2 separate regions of the Homo sapiens genome follow, and region 2 is linked to region 1. A link is an interaction called in ENCODE POLR2A ChIA-PET data of the cell type or tissue named here. Cell type or tissue: B cell. All regions are shown on one strand. Each heading gives the region's core, and the rest is flanking DNA. Links, peaks and the distances in the headings are about the cores only.

Region 1 (10,969 bases), core at 2,049-7,048:
ATTATAGCCTCTTCTTCCTAAACCTAAGATCATGAATATTTTTGGGTGGCACATTCTGTAGCAACAAGAGGGTGAGGTTCTCCTTTGTTCCCAGAGGAGAATGAGACTGGTGTATTCTGCAGGCTAATAAGGAAATGAAACTCACTATACTATGGAGGATAAAAGTATATAAATTTACACTATAACAGTATAATGCCATATAGGCTAATACCGTTTATATGTGGCACTTATATATCATATACACGTTACATGTAATATTTACCAATTACCTACCATAACTAAACCATATACTGTATATAAATGCAACATATGTACATGTATATGTGTATATATATACACACACACTATATCCTGTACTAGATAATGCTAGATTCTATTAAAATACTGTACATGAATATCTCCTTTAAATTTCAAAAGAAAACACCTCACCAATATATTGGAAAAGAGAATCCTATAACAATATCATACCCGTGATGAAGTGGCATTCAATTCAGGAAAGCAATGCTGCTCTCACCTCTGAAAATCCATTCATGCAATACACCATAATAGTATAGGATCAACAGCAAACAACACAAGAACATCATAATAGATGCAGAAAAAGCATATGACAAACCTCAACATTTCTTCATGATAAAAACACTCGGCCGGGTGCAGTGGCTCACACCTGTAATCCCACCACTTTGGGATGCCAAGGCGGGAGGATCACAAGGTCAAGAGCTCGAGACAAGCCTGGCCAGCACGGTAAAACCTCGTCTCTACTAAAAATACAAAAAATTAGCTGGGCGTGGTAGCATGCGCCTGTAATCCCAGCTACCCAGGAGGCTGAGGTAGGAGAATCGCTTGAACCCAGGAGGCAGAGGTTGCAGTGGGCCGAGATCATGCCATTGCACATCCCAGCCTGGATGACGGAGCGAGACTCCATCTTAAAAAAAAAAACAACAACAACTCAATAAACTAATAATACAAAGTAACTTCCTTAACTTACTATAAGGTATATATAAAAAATGCAAAACTACCCTCATTCGTGATGGTGAAGGACTAACTGCTTTCTCCCAAAGATGAGACACAGACAAGGATGTCTGCTCTCATGCCTTCTACTCAGCTTGAGAAAGGAGATGCTACTAGGCCAACCAGGTCAGAAAACAAAAGCCTAGGCGGGACGCGGTGGCTCACGCCTGTAATCCTAGCACTTTGGGAGGCCGAGGTGGGTGGATCACGAGGTCAGGAGTTCAAGACCAACCTGGCCAAGATGATGAAACCCGTCTCTACTAAAAATACAAAAATTAGCCAGGTGCGGTGGCAGGAGCCTGTAATCCCAGCTACTTGGAAGGCTGAGGCAGAAAAATCACTTGAACTTCGGGGGAGAAGTTGCAGTGAGCCTAGAATGCGCCACTGCACTCTAGCCTGGGCGACAGAGTGAGACTCCATCTCAAAAAAAAAAAAAAAAAGAAAAGCCCTCCAGATTTATAGTAAAGACACATGCACGGCTGGGTGCAGTAGTTCATGCCTGTAATCCGGCATTTTGGGAAGCCAAGGCGGGTGGATCACCTGAGGTCAGGAGTTCAAGACTAGCCTGGCCAACATAACAAAACCCTGTCTCTACTAAAAATACAAAAATTGCCGGGTATGGTGGCGCAGGTCTGTAATTCCAGCTACTTGGGAGGCTGAGGCAGGAGAATCGCTTGAACCTGGGAGGGGGAGGTCGCAGTGAGCTGAGATTGTGCCAGTGCACTCCAGCCTGGGTGACAGAGGGAGTCTCTGTGTCAAAAAAAAAAAAAAATACATGCAGTGATTCTGGCAGGCATATAGACTGTCACTGCCCATACCGGTGTACAAACTGAGGCAGAAATACAAAAAGGCAAAAGACTTATGTTAGTTTTATATTTCTTTTTTTTTTTTTTTTTTTTGAGACGGAGTCTTGCTCTGTCCCCCAGGCTGGAGTGCAGTGGGGTGATCTCAGCTCACTGCAAGCTCTCCCTCCCGGGTTCACGCCATTCTCCTGCCTCAGCCTCCCGAGTAGCTGGGACTACAGGCACCTGCCGCCATGTCCGGCTAATTTTTTGTATTTTTAGTAGAGACGGGGTTTTACCATGTTAGCCAGGATGGTCTCAATCTCCTGACCTTGTGATCCACCCGCCTCAGCCTCCCAAAGTGCTGGGATTATAGGCGTGAGCCACCCCGCCCAGCCCTTACCTATATTCTTTTGTAAAATATTGAAAATGCCTGAACAGAGCCAGGAAGGGCCTCTTTTCTCTTGATCTTCATTATAGATTAACTTTCCTCTTACCTTTCTCACACAAAGACTTCATGGCCATCACAGTGTCTTAAGCTGGAATGTCAAATTTGATAATGGCTCACTGCAGCATCAAACTCCTGGGGTCCAGTGATCCTCCTGCCTCAGTGTCCCTTGTATCAGGAACTACAGGTGGGTGCAACCACACCTGTCTAATTTTTCTATTTTTCTTTTCTAGACATGGGTCTTGTATTACCAAGGCTGGTCTCCAACTCCTGGTCTCAAGCAATCATCCTGCCTCAGCCTCACAAAGCTGGGATTACAGGTGTGGGACACTGCACTAGGTCAAGAGTTTAACTTTTAGCTCCGGAGTTCTAAGCCCATTTCCCTAGAGTCTGTATTTTCTTGAATGGCAATTCTCAGATTTTCACTTAAATAATCTCCTTATAATAGGAATCTGATCATTTCAATCATTTAAGGTAGAAAAATCCAAACAAGGCGACTACATCACTGTAACCAATAAAGTATTTTTTGATTTTTATTCTAATGCACCATATAAAAGCCTATCCTTCAACCTGTAAACTAAAAATAAAAACCTAAGCTCCCCATCCCACCCCAATCAAGTCAACTGAGTGGCTCTTTACCAAGGGGAGGCCCCCCAAAAACCTGAAAGTTCCCAGTTACATTAGTAAGGGAGATCAGACACTCCATACTCCCTTCTGGAGTTTAGACACAGCAACTGACCCACATTCATATTAAAATAGACATAAGACCTGCAAAGAGGCCGGGCACAGTGGCTCAGTCCTGTAATCCTAGCACTTTGGGAGGCGGAGGGAGGCGGAGGCAGGCGGATTATTTGAGGTCAGGAGTTTGAGACCAGCTTGGCCAACATGGTGAAACCCCATCTCTACTAAAAATACAGAAATTAGCCGGGTATGGTGGCGTGCACCTGTAATTCCAGCTACTTGGGAGGCTGAGGCAGGAGAATTGCTTGAACCTAGGAGGCGGAGGTTGCCGTAAGCCGAGATTGCGCCACTGCACTCCAGCCTGGGCGAGAGTGAGGCTCCATCTCAAAAAAAAAAAAAAACCTGCAAAGAAACCCTTTGTACCAATAAATACTAAATTGCAAACAAGACCTAAGGCCATGCAAGGCAAGGGTAAAGTCACGCCTTAGAATTCATAAAATCTAGTGAAACATATCTGTTTTTTGGTGGGGATGGAATCACGTGGCAGGTAACAGACTCCCTTCACTTAAACATTCCTTCCTACCCCTTTCAAATTTTAGACACAACTTCACACTCTCAGCCAACTGCCAACTACAGAATCCCTCAACCACCTGTGCCTTCTAAGCCCCGCTTCTACGTGTCCTGCCCTGTCAGCCTTCCATGCCTTGATTGATCTTTTCCCTGCAATTCCTGTCTCGCTGAAATGAATAAAACCAAACTGCCATCGAACCTCCTGGGGACCACTTACTCGAGGCTACATGCGGTTGTTTCCCTTGGTCACGTTCTCTCATATTCGGCGTAGAACATAGTTCAAGTTATTTTGCAGAGTTTTGCTCTTTCCGTTATCAAACTGCAAGCCATGACTGGGTGTTTCTCATTCAGGAAACATTTCTCATTCATTTTTTTCAAACTCCTATTCTGAGAAGCAAAACTCTTTAATTTTTAAGAGGACTCAGTTTAGTTTGTTGCTGTTGTTTTTGTTTTGTTTTGTTTGAGACAGGGTCTCGCTCAGTCGCCCAGGCTGGAGTGCAGTGGCGCGATCTCGGCTCACTGCAGTCCCAATCTCCTCCCTCAAGCGATCCTCCCACCTCAGCCCCCCAGTAGCTGGGATTACAGGTGGGCGGCACCACGCCCGGCTCATTTTTTAAAAATTTATTTTTAATAGAAACTAGGGTCTCGGTATGTTGCCTAGGCTGGTCTCGAATTTCTGGGCTGAAGCAATCCCCCCGCCTCAACCTGCCAGGCGTGACCCACTGCGCCTGGCCTTCAATTTAGTTTTTCAGGAAAAAAGGGGGGACTGGGGACCCCGCAGCCCACCGCTCCTCCCACACGAACCACACACCCGAGGCAGGATTGCCTCCATGACCCTCCCGTGGTCTCCGCACAATCTGGGGAGACGCGGGACTACGGGCGCGGAGCTCCCCAGAGAGGGCTCCGGGGCCGGGGCCAGGGCCGGGGTCGCAGTCGCAGCGCAGAGACGGGACAGGACGCCTGGGGTCCCGGCTGCCGGCCCAACCCCACCCTGCGGCCGAAGGGACCGAGGGCCGAGCTACGCCAGGGGGACTCCGCTCTGCAGACCCGAAGTCGCTGCAGGAAGGCCTGGGTCCTGCTAGAGCCGGTTCGAGCCGGTTCCTCCCGGCCCCTCCCCCGTCTCGGGACCCCCGGCCCCGCACACTCACCATTTCCCGGCTTCCAGGTGTCCTGGCCTCCTCTCCACGGATCCCTCTAACAGTCCAGTCACAGTGCGGGCGATGGAGCGACAGAAGCTATGGCGGAGGCACCTGGTCCCTCTCGGGGCCGGAAAACCGAGATCCCGACCTCCCTTTGGTGCAAGACGCCTGGGAGTCAGGAAAGCGGGAATGCGGCCTCCCCTTCCCCGGATGGACAGTTGGCAGGACCCCGCCCCAGCGCCCCTGATTGGATGAGGCTCCAGTCCCCGTCCCATCGGTCCTGAGTGACAGCGGAAGCCCTGGGTAACAAGGCCCGGCAGAACCGAAATGACCTGTTCCAACCACAGATTATCTAAGCGAGCTCCCTCCCTGCGTCTTGCTCTTTGGGTATTTGCATTTCAGCCAAATTTGCTCCGAATTGCTAGAGGGGGTACCGTTGTCTTCCTCACTCAATGGGCTGTCCCTGCTCCTTTGTCTTGCACAGGAAATTCCAGACTCAGAGTCCAGTGGAGGTGAAGGAAATTAAAATATTTTACGCCAAAATATATTTATTTGACAGATTTTGAAATGGCTGTGGCTCGGCCGCAAAAAAAAGTGGACTGGCAAAGCTGTCTTTGGAGGGGGGGAATTTGCATCTGCAGAGAATCTCCATTGATGAAACCATGCCCTCTCCCCCTTTATTTCTTTCCCTTTATCCAAGCTAGAAGAGATTGTGACCTGAACACAGGCAGGGTGCGGTGGTTCACGCCTGTAATCCTAGCACTTTGGGAGGCCAAGACTGGAGGATCCCTTAAAGTAAAGAGTTAAAGACCAACTTGGTCAACACAAGAATACCCCTGTTTTGTTGTTTTTTTTTTTTAATTTTTATTTATTAAACTTTAAGTTCTAGGGTACATGCGCACAATGTGCAGGTTTGTTACATATGTATACATGCGCCATGTTGGTGTGCTGTACCCATTAACTCGTCATTTACATTAGGTATATCTCCTAATGTTATCCCTCCCACATCCCCCCACCCTAGACCCCTGTTTTTATTATTTAAAAATCTTTACGGCCGGGAGCGGTGGCTCACGCCTATAATCCCAGCACTTTGGGAGGCCGACGCGGGCGGATCACGAGGTCAGGAAATCAAGACCATCCTGGCTAACACGGAGAAGCCCCGTCTCTACTAAAAATACAAAAAATTAGTCGGGTGCGGTGGCGGGCGCCTATAGTCCCAGCTACTCGGGAGGCTGAGGCAGGAGAATGGCGTGAACCCGGGAGGCGGAGCTTGCAGTGAGCCGAGATTGCGCCACTGCACTCCAGCCTGGGCGACAGGGCTAGACTGTCTCAAAAAAAAAAAAGAAAGAAAAAGAAAAAGAAAATCTGTGAAGGTCAGAATTAGAGCAAGACCCATTTGGGATGCCTCCTGGAGAAAGGGTTTATGAATTTTTATTTATTATTTTATTTTATTGTATTTATTATCATTTTTTTTGAGACGGAGTCTCGCTCTGTCGTCCGGGCTGGAGTGCAGTGGCGCAATCTCGGCTCACTGCAAGCTCCGCCTCCCGCCCGGGTTCATGCCATTCTCCTGCCTCAACCTCCCAAGTAGCTGGGACTACAGGCGCCTGCCACCACGCCCGGCTAATTTTTTGTATTTTTAGTAGAGACGGGGTTTCACCGTGTTAGCCAGGATTGTCTCGATCTCCTGACCTCGTGATCCGTCCGCCTCGGCTTCCCAAAGTGCTGGGATTACAGGCGTGAGCCACCGCGCCCTGCGGGTTTATGAATTTAACAGTAAATTTAGCTTAAACTGACTCAAGTCGAGAGCTTCCTGTTGGTGAAAATGAAGGTCTTAAAGGAGAGAATAATTTCTAAACTGAGGAGGGGACAGAAGGGCATTTCAAACTCCCAGATAAATCCTTAATTTTCTCTGCCTCATCATCTGGGACTGACCCGCCCTGGGGGGCTCCATTTCAGCAGTCACAGTTTGGCTTCCAAGCTTGGAAATATCATTTACCTTCTGACAGAGGGTTTTCCTTGTGAACTGTGCATGAAGCAGGCTGCTTATCTGAACTACTTCAAATGTTTGCTTTACTTTTCTTTTGATTCCTTTATAAAATATTGCTGCCGGCTGGGCGCGGTGGCTCACGCCTGTAATCCCAGCACTTTGGGAGGCCGAGGCGGGCGGATCACGAAGTCAGGAGTTCGAGACCAGCCTGACCAACATGGTGAAACCCCGTCTCTACTAAAAATACAAAAATTAGCCGGGCGTGGTGGCACACGCCTGTAATCCCAGCTACTCAGGAGGCCGAGGCAGGAGAATCGCTTGAACCCGGGAGATGGAGGTTGCAGTGAACTGAGATTGTGCCACTGAACTCCAGCTGGGCGACAGAGCGAGACTCCGTTTCAAAAAAAAAAAAACATATATATATATATATATATATATATATATATATATATATACACACACACACTTATATATGTGTTTGTATATATACACATATATGTGTATATATACAAACACATATATAAGTATATATATACACATATATGTATATATATGTGTATATATATAGCTGCCATATAATTCCAGCTTTTCCATGCACTTAGTTTTATTCTGTTGTTGGCTTGTTGTTTTCTTGAGTGAAAATGAGTAGACTGAGAGATAAAGTATGAAAAATCTTTGGCTATCCCTCATCCCAAATTTATAATCTCTGACGACATCAGGCCTCTCTCCTCTTCCAGTGTTGGCCTGACTAGACCTCAAGGCAGACAACCTCCCCACCTCAAACCCCCTCCCCCCACCCCCACCTCCCCTGAAAGAAGGGCCCACTGAGTACAGGAAGACAACAGTGTCAGCTCTGGAAAGCCTGAAACATATTCTGAAATACCAGTATCCCCAGGGTGGGGGCCAGGCTGCAGTGCAAGGAGGAAATCCGGCTGTGGCTAGAATCTATATTTTTCTTTTCTTTTCTTTTCTTTTTTTTTTTTTTCGAGACAGGGTGTTACTCTGTCACCTAGGCTGGAGTGCAGTGCGCTGATCATAGCTAACTGCAGCCTCTACCTTCAAGGTTCAAGCAATCCTCTTTACTCAGCCTGCTAAGTAGCTGGGACTATAGTTGCAGGGCCACCAGGCTGGGCTAATTTTTTTTTTTTTTCTTTTTTTTTTAGAGATGAGGTCTCACTACGTTGCTCAAGCTGGTCTTGAACTCCTGGCCTCAAGCAGTTCTCCTTTCCAGCCCTCCCCGAGTCCTGGGATTGTATAGGTGTGAGCCACATGTCGGGCCTAGAACCTTTCATTCAAGCTCCACTCAGCCAGGTGTTAAATTCTCCTCTCACTCCGCCTCCCAGAAGGCGGGGCCCGTGGCACTGTCCAATCAGGAGGGGCGGGGGGGTGTGGCTGTGCAAATTGTCCAATCAGGCGCGGCTCTGGGAGGAGGCCGCGAAGCTCCATAAAACTGCGAGGCGTTCCTTTCACCCGCCCACAGTGGGTGTCAGGTCTATGCTGCTCTGAGAAGCACCAGAGGTGGCTTCGCTGCAGCTTCTTTCCAGCTGTGACTTGCAATGAACACGAAAGACATAAGGAGAACCATAGACACCTCAGAAGCCAGGAAATGGTGAGTGCTGGGGGGATGTCCCGAGACTGTGGAGCAAGGTGCTGGACAGGAACCTGCTGTGACGGGACCCAGGCCTGTCCGGGGCGACTTCGGGACCGGTGGACTGGAGTCCCCCTAGCGCAGCCACCGCGCCCGATTTAAGAGAGAATTTTCAATGGCTAAACTGCACATGTACATCTCCTGACACAGAGCACCTGGTGACAACCATCAACTGTGAAGGTCAGGGAGCTGCTGAAGCAGAAGAGAGTCCATATTTCATTAGTTTTTTTTTTTTTTTTTGGAGACGGAGTCTCGCTCTGTCGCCCAGGCTGGAGTGCAGTGGCGCGATCTCAACTCACTGCAACCTCTGCCTCTGGGGTTCAAGCAATTCTCCTGTCTCAGCCTCCCGAGTAGCTGGGACTACAGGCGCACACTGCCACGCCCAGCTAATTTTTTGTATTTTAGTAGAGACAGAGTTTCACCGTGTTGCTCTTGTTGCCCAGGCTGGAGTGCAATGGTGTGATCTCAGCTCACGGCAACTTCCGCCTCCCAGGTTCAAGCGATTCTCCTGCCTCAGCCTCCTGAGTAGCTGGGATTACAGGCACGCGCCACCACGCCTGGCTAATTTTGTACTTTTAGAGACGAGGTTTCTCCATGTTGGTCAGGCTGGTCTCGAACTCCTAACCTTAGGTGATCCGCCCGCCTCGCCCTCCCAAAGTGCTGAGATTACAGGCGTGAGCCACCGCGCCCGACCTTCATTAGTGGTTTTATATAACAGTTTGTTAATGTCGAAATAATAGTTTGCTGGCTTCTTCATTTTATCAAAGGAATAATTATTTGCCAGTTTTAAAATCCACTTAAAACTGTCTTGAAATTTTTCTCTTCTACTTTACGGTAAACACAGGAGGAAAGCAGGGACTCTGCTGGATTCTCTTTCGAACACTGGGATTGAGGGTGTTTGCCTCGTGGAACTGAACAATGTGGGTGAAAAGCAGGTGGAAAACTTGCAGGGGGCAGCATAGCCTGAGGCCGGTGATCCACACTGAGACTAATCTGGAGCCTGCAAAGGGAGGGAAAGGGAGCTCCCCCGATTGCTTCCTGGGCAGCCTGCCTTCCCCTGTAGGTAGTCTCCAGCTGCTCCGAACAGCTCCAGCTCCAGCTCCAGGAGTGTGGATTCTGAGAAGCTGCAGAGCCCTGGAAAGCAGGAACTTCACAGGCAAATGCACGTGCGGGTTTCTCTCCTTTCTGAGGTTGTACCTCTAGTTTCCCAAGGTAGTTTTCCGGAAAACTTTTTGTTTTTTGAGACGGAGTCTTGCTCTGTCACCCAGGCTGGAGTGCAGTGGCGCGATCTCGGCTCACTGGAACCTCTACCTCCCGGGTTCAAGCGATTCTTGTGCCTCAGCCTCCCCAGAAGCTGGGATTATAGGCGCCCGGCTAATTTTTGTAATTTTAGTAGAGACGGGGTTTCGCCATCTTGGCCAGGCTGGTTTTGAACTCCTGACCTCAAGTGATCCGCCCGCCTCGGCCTCTCAAAGTGTTGGGGATTACAGGCATGAACCACTGTGCCCGGCCTTGATTTTTCTATGTATAGAGTTGCTGCAGTCAGGCTGTAATTTGTATATATGAAGAAAATATGTAAAGATCATATTTAGAGACTCATTTAGGTAGCGTTCCAGAGAAATGGTTTATGAGCTAGAGAGGTTGGAATTTCAAGGGGCCTAAATTGACCACAGGTGAGAGTTTTCTGCTGGTGTAAATTATTAAGGTATTGAAGGAGGGAGCGTTCCCACATTGTGATGCTGTGACAGGAGGGCATGTTGAGCTCCCAGAGTTAAATCCTTAGGTTTCCTGCCTCATCATCAGGGTCTAATGTACTCTGTGGCTCCACTTCAGCAGTCACTGACTCTTAAGCTTGGGAATATGTTCTACCTTCTGAATTCATCTTTTCCTTTTTAAATGTTCTGAAGTGCCCTGCTTATCTGAGCTAGTTCAAATTTTCGCTTTACTTCCCTTTTGATTTCTTTACAGATTACGGAAATAGAACTTGTTTTTCCATGTATTTAATAATTTTATTCACTTGTTGGCAGTTTTTTATTTTCTTGGGTGAAAATGAGTAGATTGATTTGGGAGGCGAAAGTGGGAGGTTCACTTGAGGCTAGGAGTTCAAGACCAGCCTGGACAACAAACGAAATCCCGTCTCTACAAAAAATTAAAGAATTTGCCGGGCTTGGTGGCATGTACCTGTAGTCTCTACTACTCAGGGGACTGAAGCGGAAGGTTCGCTTGAACCCAGGAGATGGAGGCTGCAGTGAGCTATGATCATGCCATTGCACTCTAACCTGGGTGGCAGAGCTAGACCCTGTCTCAAATAAATAAATAAAGTAATAAATAAGTAAATAAAGTAATAAATAAGTAAATAAAGTAAAAAATAGAGAGAGATAAAGAGGTATGGTATGAGAAAGCCTTGGGCACGCTTCCCATATCCTCATCCCAAATTTCCGATCCCTGGGAATATCACGCCCTTTCTTCTGTTCCAGTCCTGCCTGGAACTCCCTGCGCACACCTGTGACTCCTCATGCAAGAGGTAGATGAAGAAATGACCCACTGAGTACAGGAAGTATCTCCTTTGGTAAACCCGGATTAAGTTCTGCTAAAATGCAAGTATCTCCCATCTCCCCATCCCCCGCAGACCAAGTACAGTGAAGGGGACGAGGGGAAGAAGTCCACCCTGCGTTTGAGGGCTGGGGCCAAGACCCCTCATTC
Region 2 (10,969 bases), core at 3,518-8,517, 270 kb after region 1:
CCTGGCCCTTATAAAAATCTGAAATACTACCAACAGTAGACATGGATTATCTCCTTTTCTGTAGTTTTTGGGTTTTGGTTGCACTGTAGCTATTGGTATATCTAAACTTTACATTCCTGGATTGAGTAAATATTCTTGGGAATGAAGTGAACAATATGATGCTATGACTAGCTACATGTAAGAACTAACCAGTGGCCGGGCATGGTGGCTCATGCCTGTAATCCTAGCACTTCGGGAGGCCGAGGCAGGCAGATCGCTTGAGGTCAGGAGTTCAAAACTAGTCTCGCCAACATGGTGAAACCCTGTCTCTACTAAAAATACGAAAAAGTTAGCCAGGCATGGTGGTGGGCACCTGTAATCCCAGGTACTTGGGAGGCTGAGGCAGGAGAATCGCTTGAACCCGGGAGGTAGGAGGATGCAGTGAGCTGAGATCATGCCACTGCACTTCAGCCTGGGCGACACAGTAAGACTCCATCAAAAAAAAAAAAAAAAAAAAACTAACTAGTATATTTGGAGCATGTCATCAACAGGTTAAAAAAAATGCCATCACTTTTGACCAAAAGATAAGGTATTTCCAGGTGTGGTGGCTCAGGCCTGTACTCCCAGCCATTTGGGAGGCCAAGGTGGGAGGATAACTTCAGTCCAGGGGTTCGAGACCAGTCTGGGCAACATAGCAAGACCCTGTCTCTGTAAAAAAAAAAAAAAAAATTAGCTGAATGTGGAGATATGTCTCAGTAGACCTAGTTACTCAGGAGACAGAGGCAGGAGCATCACATGATCCCAGAGTTTCAAGGCTGCAAGGGGCTGATCATGCCAGTGCACTGCAGCCTGGGCAACAGACTGAGACCTTGTCTATAAAAAAATAAAAATAGGTCAGGCACAGCGGCTCACGCCTGTAATCCCAGCACATTGGGAGGCTGAGGCAGCTGGATCATTCAAGGTTGAGAGTTCGAGACCAGCCTGGCCAATATTAAACCCCATCTCTACTTAAAAATACAAATATTAGCTGGGCATGGTGGTGGACGCCTATAATCCCAGCTACTCGGGAGTCTGAGACATGAGAACCACTTGAACCTGGGAAGCAGAGGTTGAGTGAGCCGAGATTGCACCACTCCTCTCCAGCCTGAGTGACAGAGTGAAACTGTGTCTTCGGAAAACAACAACAACAAAAGAATATTATTCAGGCATAAAAAAGCAATGAATTACTGACATATGCTACCACATGGAGGGAACCTGAAAACATGCTAAGTGAAATAAGCCAGACACAGAAGGACAAATATTGTATGCTCCACTTATTTATTTTTTTGATTCGTTTTTTTGAGACAGAGTCTCACTGTCACCCAGGCTGGAGTGCAGTGGTGCGATCTCAGCTCACTGCAACCTCTGCCTCCATGGTTCAAGCGATTCTTCTGCCTCAGCCTCCTGAGTAGCTGGGACTACAGGCGTGCACCACCACACCCAGTTAAGTTTTGTATTTTCAGTAGAGACGGGGTTTCACCATATTGGCCATGCCGGTCTCGAACTCCTGACCTTGTGATCCACCTGCCTCAGCCTCCCAAAGTGCTGGGATTACAGGCGTGAGCCACCACGCCCAGCCCTAGATGCTCCACTTAGTCAAATTCACAGAGCAAGAGAGTAGACTAGACGTCATCAGGGATTGAGTGTAGAGAAGGGAAGTTGTTTTTTAATGGGTACTGAGTTTCTGTGTGGAGCGATGAAAATCTAGAGATAATTAGCTGTAATGGCTATAACACATTGTAAATGTATTTAATGCTCCTGAATGACACACTTAAAAATGATTAAAGTGGAAATTTTATGTTAGTACATGTTACTTCAAGACAATTTATGAACAAAAGAAAAGACACAATTCAAGCTACTATATATGAACACAACAATATCTAGAAGCACTGGATGGAGGTTGGTGTGGTGGCACATGCCTCTAGTCCCAGCTACTCAGAGCCTGAGGTGGAAGGATCGCTTGAACTCAGGAATTCAAGCCCAACAGGGGCAACTAGTAAGACCCTGTCTCTTAAAAAATAATAATAATGATAATAATAATAATAATAATGCACTGAATGGACAAAACAGCAGAGGAGATATTGCTGAAATAAAGATAAGTGAACCTCAAAAACTAGGAGTATAACCGATTTAAAATATAGCACTCAGACAAAAAAATGAACAGAACCTCAGTGAGCTGTGTAATGGGACAATTGTACAAGGACTCCTTGAAAGACAGGAGTAAAAACAGAACAAACAAAAAATATTTCCATAAATATTTCAGGCCGAGCACAATGGCTCAGGGGTTTATTGAGCTTTTTGGATCTCTAGGTTTATAGTTTTCATCTAATTTGGAAAATATTTGCTGTAATCCCAGCACTTTAAAAGGCCGAGACAGGCAGATCATGAGGTCAAGAGATTGAGACCATCCTGGCCAACATGGTGAAACCCTGTCTCTACTAAAAATACAAAAATTAGCTGGGCATGGTGGCACGCGCCTGTAGACCCAGCTACTCAGGAGGCTGAGGCAGAAGAATCATTTGAACCTGGGAGGCGGAGGTTTCAGTGAGACAAGATTGCGCCACTGCACTCCAGCCTGGCAACAGAGCAAGACTCCATCTCAAACAAAAACAAAACAAAACAAAACAAAACAACAATAACAAAACTAGCAGTAACAATATGTTTTACACAGGAGTTTGAGACCAGCCTGGGCAACATGGTGAGACCCCATCTCTACAAAAAAAATTAAAAATTAGCCAGATTGCCGGGTGCGGTGGCTCACACCTGTAATCCCAGCACTTTGGGAGGCCGAGGCGGGCGTATCACGAGGTCAGGAGATCGAGACCATCCTGGCTAACACGGTGAAACCCTGTCTCTACTAAAAATACAAAAAAATTAGCTGGGCTTGGTGGCAGGCCCCTGTAGTCCCAGCTACTCAGGAGGCTGAGGCAGGAGAATGGCGGGAACCCGGGAGGCAGAGCTTGCATTGAGCCGAGATCCCGCCACTGCACTCCAGCCTGGGCAACAGAGTGAGACTCCGTCGCAAAAAAAAAAAAAAAATTAGCCAGGCATGGAAGCTCACACCAGTGGTCCCATCTACTCAGGAGGCTGAGGTGGAAGGATCACTTGAGCCTTGGAGGACGAGGCTGCACTGAGCCATATTCATGCCACAGCACTCCAGCCTGGGTAACAGAGTGAGACCCTGTCTCAAAACAAACAAACATTTGTCGCATATTTTCCAAAACAGATAAAAATTATGAACCTACAGATGCAAAATGCTCAACAAACCACAGGCACAATATATATCAACAAATCTACACCAAGACACAGCATCAAATTGCTGAAAACCAGGTATAATAAAAAATTCTTTAAAGAAACCAGAGAAAATAGACACCTTAACAACAGACAACCAAATGTAACATTGATTACATACTTATTATCAGAAACAATGCAAACAGGAAGACAATGGAGTAACATCCTTAAAGAACTAAAAGAACAAGGATATCAACAAAGAATCTTATATTGAGCAAATAATATCTTTCCAAATGAATGGAAAATACTTTATTTAGTCATAATAAATGTGTTTGCAATCAGCATATTGGCTCATTGAGAAAGGTACAGCCGGGTGTGGTGGCTCACGCCTGTAACCTGAGCATTTTGATAGGCTGAGGTGGGTGGATCACCTGAGGTCAGGATTTCAAGATCAGCCTGGCCAACATGGTAAAACCCCATCTCTACTATAAACACAAAAATTAGCTAGGTGTGGTGGCGCATACCTGTAGTCCCAGCTACTTAGGAGGCTGAGGCAGAAGAATCACTTGAACCCAGGAGGCGGAGGATGCAGTGAGCCAAGATCGTGTCACTGCACTCCAGCCTCGGCGACAGAGTGAGATTCCGTCTCAAAAAAATAAAGGTCCAGCTGGGTGCAGTGGCTCATGCCTGTAATTGCGACACTTTGTGACGCCGAGGCGGGAGAATTGCTTGAGTCCAGAAGTTCAAGACCAGCTTGAGCAACACGGCAAGACTCCATCTCTACAAAAAAATTAAAATGGCATGGTAGTATGTGCCCGTCCAGATCACTGAATCCGTAAAAAAAGAAAAACAGGCCAGGTGCGGTGGCTCATGCCTGTAATCCCAGCAGTTTGGGAGGTCGAAGCAGGCAGATCACCTGAAGTCAGGAGTTCGAGACCAGCCTGACAAACATGGTAAGATCCCATCTCTACTAAACATACAAAAATTAGCTGGGCGTGGTGGCGGGCACCTGTAATCCCAGCTACTCGGGACGCTGAGGCAGGGGAATCACTTGAACCCGGGAGGTGGAGAAAGCAGTGAGCCACGAGATCATGCCATTGTACTCCAGCCTGGGTGAGACAATGAGATTCCATCTCAAAAACAAAGGAAAACAAAACAAAAACCAAACAAACAAAAACCAAACTGGCTGTCTTACTACTGGGGTGGCTGAGTAAGTCCTCTAAACTACTATTCCTATCAAATGGTCCTTGGACACACCCTTAGAGTTTTCTCTTCCCAAGATGATTTTTCATCTTGGTAATATGGATAGACTGGGAATTTTCCAAATCTTTTTGTTTCAGTTCCATCTTAATAATTCCATCTCCAGTCAAGTCTTTCCTCACATTAGTATATGCAGTCAAGAGGAACCAAGCTGCCTTTTTCAACACTTCTTAGAAATGTTGTCAACTCAATATCCAATTTCATCACTTCCTAGTTCTACTTTCCACAAAACTAGCACAGGACCACGATACACAAAGTTCTCTGCCACTTTATAAGAAGAAATCAACTTTTCTCCATTGTGTAATAACATTAACCTCAATTCTCTTTTTACATATATTTTAGTTTGTTTCAGAAACAGGGTCTCACTCTCTCTCCAGCCCAGGCTGGAGTGCAGTAGCATGACCTAGCTTACTGCAGCCTTGAACTCCTGGGCTCAAGTGATCTGGTGACCTCAGCCTCCCTGGTAGCTATGACTACAGGCATATACCACCAAGCCTAGCTAAATTTTCCTTTTTTCTTTTTTTGTAAGGATGAGGTCTCACCATGTTGCCCAGACTGGTCTTGAACTCCAGGCCTCGGTTGGGCATGGTGGCACACACCTGAAGTCCCAGCTACTTGGGAGGCCTGAGGCAGGAGGATCTGTTGAGCTTAGGAGTCGGAGGTGGCAATGAGCTATAATCACGCCACTGCACTCCAGCCTGGGCAACAAATTGAGATCCCCATTTCCAGGAAGGAAGGGAAAGGAGAGGAGGGGAGGGGAGGAAGAAGAGAAGAGAAGGGAAGGGAAAGGGGAAGGAGAAGGGGAAGGGGAAAAGGAAGAGGAAGGGGAAGGGGGAAAATCCAAGCCTCAAGCGATCCTCCCATCTTGGCCATTCAAAGTACTGCCATAACAGGCATGAGCGACCATGCACATTCCACTTTCATTTTTGAGGATCCACTCTCATAATCTAACCTAATCCTTATCATATCTCAAAGAAACCATTGCCTAATACTGCCACATCAGGGAAGTGGAAAAATAAATAAAATTTTCTACAAACATTTATTCCATAACAAGTGATTAGTAGCTTTTTATCATTTTCTAAATACTCTTCATGTTAATCCCTTATCAGATATATAATTTGGAAATGGTTTCTCCCATTCTATGGGTTACCCATTTACTCTGTTAATATTGCCTTTTGATGCCAAAGGTCCACAAAATCCAAATTATTCTTTCCCTTGTGGGTCATGCTTTTGGTGCCAAATCTAGGAAATCATTGCCAAATTCACTGTAATACAGCTTTTGCCATGTATTTTCATCTAACAGTTATACAGCTAAGATGGACACTCACATATTTCGTTCATTTTAACTTCTGTACATGTTAGGTATGGGTACAACGTCATCCTGTTGCATGTGGATGTGCATTGCCCAACAGCATCATTCTACAGAAACATTAAGCTATCCCCCATTGAATAGTCACAGCAGACTTTTCAGTAATTGTTAGACTTTATGTAAATTATTAGACTTTATTAGACTTTCTGTGTTATCTTGTTGCATTGTCTATTTCTGCGTTATTACGCTAGTACCAAACAGTTTTTATTAGTATGGATTTGTAATAAGTTTTGAAATCAGGAAGTGTGAGTTCACCAACTTTGTTCTGGCTTTTTTTTTTTTTTTTTTTGAGACAGAGTCTCGCCCTGTTGCCCAGGCTGGAGTGCAGTGGCATGATCTCAGCTCACTGCAACCTCCACCTCTCAGGCTCAAGTGATTCCCCTGCCTCAGCCTCCTGAGTAGCTGGGATTACAGGTACGCGCCACCATGCCCGACTAATTTTTGTATTTTTAGTAGAGATGCGATTTCACCATGTTGGTCAGGCTAGTCTCCAACTCCTGACCTCATGATCCACCTGCCTCAGCCTCCCAAAGCGGTGGGATTACAGATGTGAGCCACCACATCTGGCCATTGTTCTGGCTTTTGAAGACTGTTTTGTTCATTCAGAGACCCTTGAGATGTCATATATAAAAAAATAAAAAATGTTAAAAAATGGCTCCTAAGAAGGAATCAAGTGGTCAAACCTATCCCTAAAAGGCTAGCAGGGGACAAAAAGTGGTATCTCTCAATAAGAAAATACAAACCTAAGATGTTTTGAAAAGTGGTGTATCACCTTGGAAAGTTCGTCATAAGGTAAGAACAAACCAAGAAATCACACACTAAAGCAGAGAGAAGCTGAAGTTCCTCAAAGTGTTAGAGCTGCCCCTACAGTGGCAAAAATGATCCCTCTAGTTCATGATAAACTAAGGATAAGCATTAAGTGTGTGGCTAGAGGACACGTCACAGAACCACAGCCCTACTGATGGTAACATCATACTTGAAAAAACACTTAGCCAGGCCAAGCGCAGTGGCTCACTCCTGTAATCCCAGCACTTTGGGAGGCCAAGGCGGGTGGATCACAAGGTCAGGAGTTCGAGATCAGCCTGACCAACATGGTGAAACCCAGTCTCTACTCAAAAGACAGCTGGGTGTGGTGGCGCGCACATGTAATCCCAGCTACTCAGAAGGCTGAGGCAGGAGAATCACTTGAACCCGGGAGGTGGGGGTTGCAGTGAGCCAAGATCACGCCACTGTACTCCAGCCTGGGCGACAGAGCAACACTCCGTCTCAAAAAAAAGAAAAAAAAAAAAGAAGGAAAGAAAGAAAAGAAAACAAAAAACACTTAGCCTCTGTAAGCATCACTGTGAGGGGGCTGAGGAGAGCAAGAGGAAGGAGTTTGAAGCCAGTAAGTTCTGGCTAGGCTAACTATGCAACACAGTGCAGCCCAAGAACTTGAAGACCACAGGAGAATTGGCATCGGCTGATGCCAGGGAAACAACAGCATTCCTAGAAGAGCTCATAAAACAGAAAAAAGACACTACCTTCCAGAGTAAATCTTCTATTGTCATGAATCAGGCATGTTCTAGAAGATGCCCAATGGTACCTTCATACATGAGTGCAGGTACTGGGGTTCAAGGCCTGGAAAGACCACCTTTTTCTGGTGCTGTCAGGCCATGCATTAGTTCATGAGAACAAGCGAGGCTTCGTCTACTGAGCAATCACCAGGTTCTTTAGGACAAAAGCAAAACTTGCTGGCCTGTGTCCTGGCAAGAACATAAGAAGGCTTTCTTCTAGCAATGCTTCACTCCTGATGTGATGGAATACCTCAAAGAGAAGGGACTGCCACTCAAGGTCTTCCTCAGAATTGACAACACTCCAGGCCATCTCTCCAATCTCTGTTTTGCCTAAAAGAACATGCAAGTGATATTTCTGCCTCCTAAAACTACATCACTGCTGCGTCACTAGATCAAGGCATCAAGTGCATTCAAGTGACTTACATCCTTGGGTGAATTCATGGAGTCTTGATGCTAACCTTGAATGTACCACAGTGGTTTTATTGAAGAGCTTCACAATTACAAATACAATTGTGCTTATTGGGAAGGCTACAGATGCCCTAAAGCCCAGGACAGCCAATACATGTTACAAGCCATCATGGGGTAAGGGAGTCAATGATTTCAAGGACTTCCCTACTATTAATGCAGTTATTAAGAATATGTGAAATGTTGCAAAAAAAGTTGGTGGGGAACGCTGTCTGAAATGACTGAGGATGACGTTAAGGAACACACCGAAAAGCAAAGAGAAACCCTTACCAGCTAGGAACTTCAAAGTCTGCTGAAATCCACTACAGATGATGATGAGCTAGAAAACTTAGAAGACACAGAGCCATTGATTTGGACACTTGAAAAGTTTGCCACAGTTTTTCAGTAGGCAAAGGTGAAAAAGAGGTACGATCCTCAAAGATCCTATAATGGAACAAAGCTTTCAATCTACCTGAGAAACAACAACATGCCTATAAGCACCACAAGATTTTTTTTTTTAATGAAGCAAAGGAAAAGAAGAACTAGCTTCCTATAGCTAAGCATCTGCAAATAAGACGGAACATTCAATGGTTTTTTCAGTAGGCAAAGGTGAAAAAGAGGTACGATCCTCAAAGATCCTACAGTGGAACAAAGCTTTCAATCCACCTGAGAAACAACATGCCTATAAGCACCACAAGATTTTTTTTTTAATGAAGCAAAGGAAAAGAAGAACTAGCTTCCTATAACTAAGCATCTGCAAAGAAGATGGAACATTCAATGGTTACAGATCTTCAGCCCTCAAGCCAAACAGATCCTAACATTAGTATTACATAGCCTCCTCAAATGAGTCCACATCTATAATCACAAGTTGGTTCTTCCAACATAGATGATAGTCCTGATGGCCTGTCAAGATTCAAGTTAACCTGATGTCTCACTACTTACCCACAATGCCATACATCTAGTCATCTCAACACATCAAAACACTGGGCACCACAGAATCATCATCATTGTTATAATCACTATACTTGGGTTATCAAGAGAGAAGACCCAGGGTTTTGGTAAGTGTTAACACATTAAACAGAAGAAATAGGTGAGAGTTGAAACAAAGAAACTTTAATGTTCTGGCTGACTACACTATGTTGATAGGCTCACAATTACTGCATCTATACTGAAAATACATAGACTCTTTTCCTTATCATGATTCCCTAAACAATACAATAGAACAACTATTTGCATAGCTTTTATAATGCATGAGGTATTTTAAGTAATCTAGACATAATTGAGACTATACAAGAGGATGTGGGTAAGTTACATACAAACATGTCATTTTATAAAAGGGACTGGACATGGCTCACGGAGTGCTGGAACCAATACCCAGCAGGTATCAAGGGATGACTGTACTGGAAAGAAACTGAAACTACTTAAGGCTTTACCAAGTGCTTACATTCACAGGGTCTATCTCCAATGTGTTTCGTACAAGTATCTGAAATGAAATAAAATTAATAAATGCTTTCCCACATTCCATACATTTAGAGAGAATGCTAGTGAGTCTTTTTATGTCTATGCAAGGAACTGAGAGAAGCAAATGCTTTCCCACATTCCTTACATTCATATGGGTTCTCTCCAGTGTGAGTTTTTTTCCAGTGAGTCTTTTTATGTCTATGCAAGGAACTGAGAGAAGCAAATGCTTTCCCACATTCCTTACATTCATACGGGTTCTCTCCAGTATGAGTTTTTTCATGTCCTTGAAGAAAACGGGAATGAGTGAAGGCTTTACCACATTGTGGACATTCATAGGATTTCTCTCTCATGTGAATTCTTTCATGTCGTAGAAAGCAAGTGAGCCAAGAGAATGCTTTCCCACATTCCTTACATTCATACGGCTTCTCTCCAGAGTGAATTCTTTCATGTACCTTTAAGTTATCATAATGACCGAAGGCTTTCCTACATGTTTTACACTCATAAGGTTTCTCTCCTGTGTGAGTCCTTTTATGTCGAGAAAGGTATCTGAAACGACTGAATGCTTTCCCACATTCCTTACACTCATATGGCTTCTCTCCAGTGTGAGTTGTTTTGTGATTTTGAAAGGAACAGAAATCAATACAGGCTTTCCCAAGTTTGCATTTATAGGGTTTCTCTCCAGTATGAGTTGTTTCATGCCTTCGAAGGGAACTGGAAATACGGTAGGCTTTGCCACATTGTTTACATTTATAGGGTTTCTCTGCAGTGTGAGTCCTTTCATGTCTTTGAAATACACTGGGATAAACAAAGGCTTTCCCACATACCTTGCATTTATGAGGTCCATCTCCAGTGTGCATTATCATATGACTTCGAAAGCTTGAGCGATGAGATAATGCTTTCCCACACTGCTTGCATTCATAGGGTTTCTCTCCAGTGTGAGTTCTTTCATGACTTTGCAGTGAACTAGGACAATCAAAGCCTTTCCCACATATCTTACATTTATGAGGTCCATTTCCAGTGTGCCTTATCATGTGTCTTTGAAAGCTTCCCAGATGATGAAACGCTTTCCCACATTGCTGACATGCATAGGGTTTCTCTGCACTGTGAGTGGTTTCATGTCTTTGAAGGGAACCGGAAACACTGAAGGCTTTCCCACATTGTTTACATGTATAGGGTTTCTCTCCAGTGTGAGTTCTTTCATGTATTAGACAAGAACTGGAATCAGGGAAGGCTTTAGAACACTGCTTACATTTATATGGTTTCTCCCCAGTATGTGTTCTTTCATGTCTTAGATAGGAACTGTAAAAAGGAAAGGCTTTAGAACACTGTTTACATTCATACGGTTTCTCCCCAGTATGTGTTCTTTCATGTCTTAGATAGGAACTGTAAAAAGAAAAGGCTTTAGAACACTGCTTACATTCATATGGTTTCTCTCCAGTGTGCGTTCTTTCATGCATATGTAATAAACTGGGCCAAAAAAACGCTTTCCCACACAACTTACATTTATAAGGTCCATCTCCACGCTGCACTGCCATGTGTCTTTGAAGGTTTCCCAAAGAACTGAAGGACTTCCCACATTCTTTACAATCATATGGTTTCTTTCCAGTGTGAAGCCTCTCATGTGTTTGAAATG

Evidence for each region. Peaks named below come from ENCODE experiments on the same cell type or tissue, not always from the same donor. Only the 100,000 strongest peaks of a DNase experiment are listed, where the experiment ranks them.
Region 2: POLR2A ChIA-PET joins it to region 1 with 7 read pairs; 2 of 35 experiments call an interaction of 5 or more read pairs at or near these places.

What each region holds. Positions count from the first base shown.
Region 1 is chr19:12,151,919-12,162,887 of GRCh38, forward strand. ZNF625 (zinc finger protein 625) reads right to left here and starts at 4,816. Exons shown (of 4, transcript NM_145233.4): 1 at 4,638-4,816. The coding sequence starts at 4,640. It overlaps ZNF625-ZNF20 (ZNF625-ZNF20 readthrough (NMD candidate)), which reads right to left and starts at 4,813. Exons shown (of 8, transcript NR_037802.1): 1 at 4,638-4,813. RefSeq lists a silencer at 4,333-4,502 and enhancers at 4,479-5,170, 4,733-4,842. In B cell, for the core only: no CTCF peak of the experiment used is centred there; a DNase peak (open chromatin) is centred at 4,833; H3K4me3 peaks cover 1,664 bases; H3K27ac peaks cover 1,546 bases.
Region 2 is chr19:12,420,740-12,431,708 of GRCh38, forward strand. ZNF443 (zinc finger protein 443) reads right to left here. Exons shown (of 4, transcript NM_005815.5): 4 at 8,967-10,969. The coding sequence ends at 9,417. Among named protein-coding and RNA genes, the nearest start is that of ZNF443, 15 kb to the right of the region's middle. In B cell, for the core only: no CTCF peak of the experiment used is centred there; no DNase peak of the experiment used is centred there.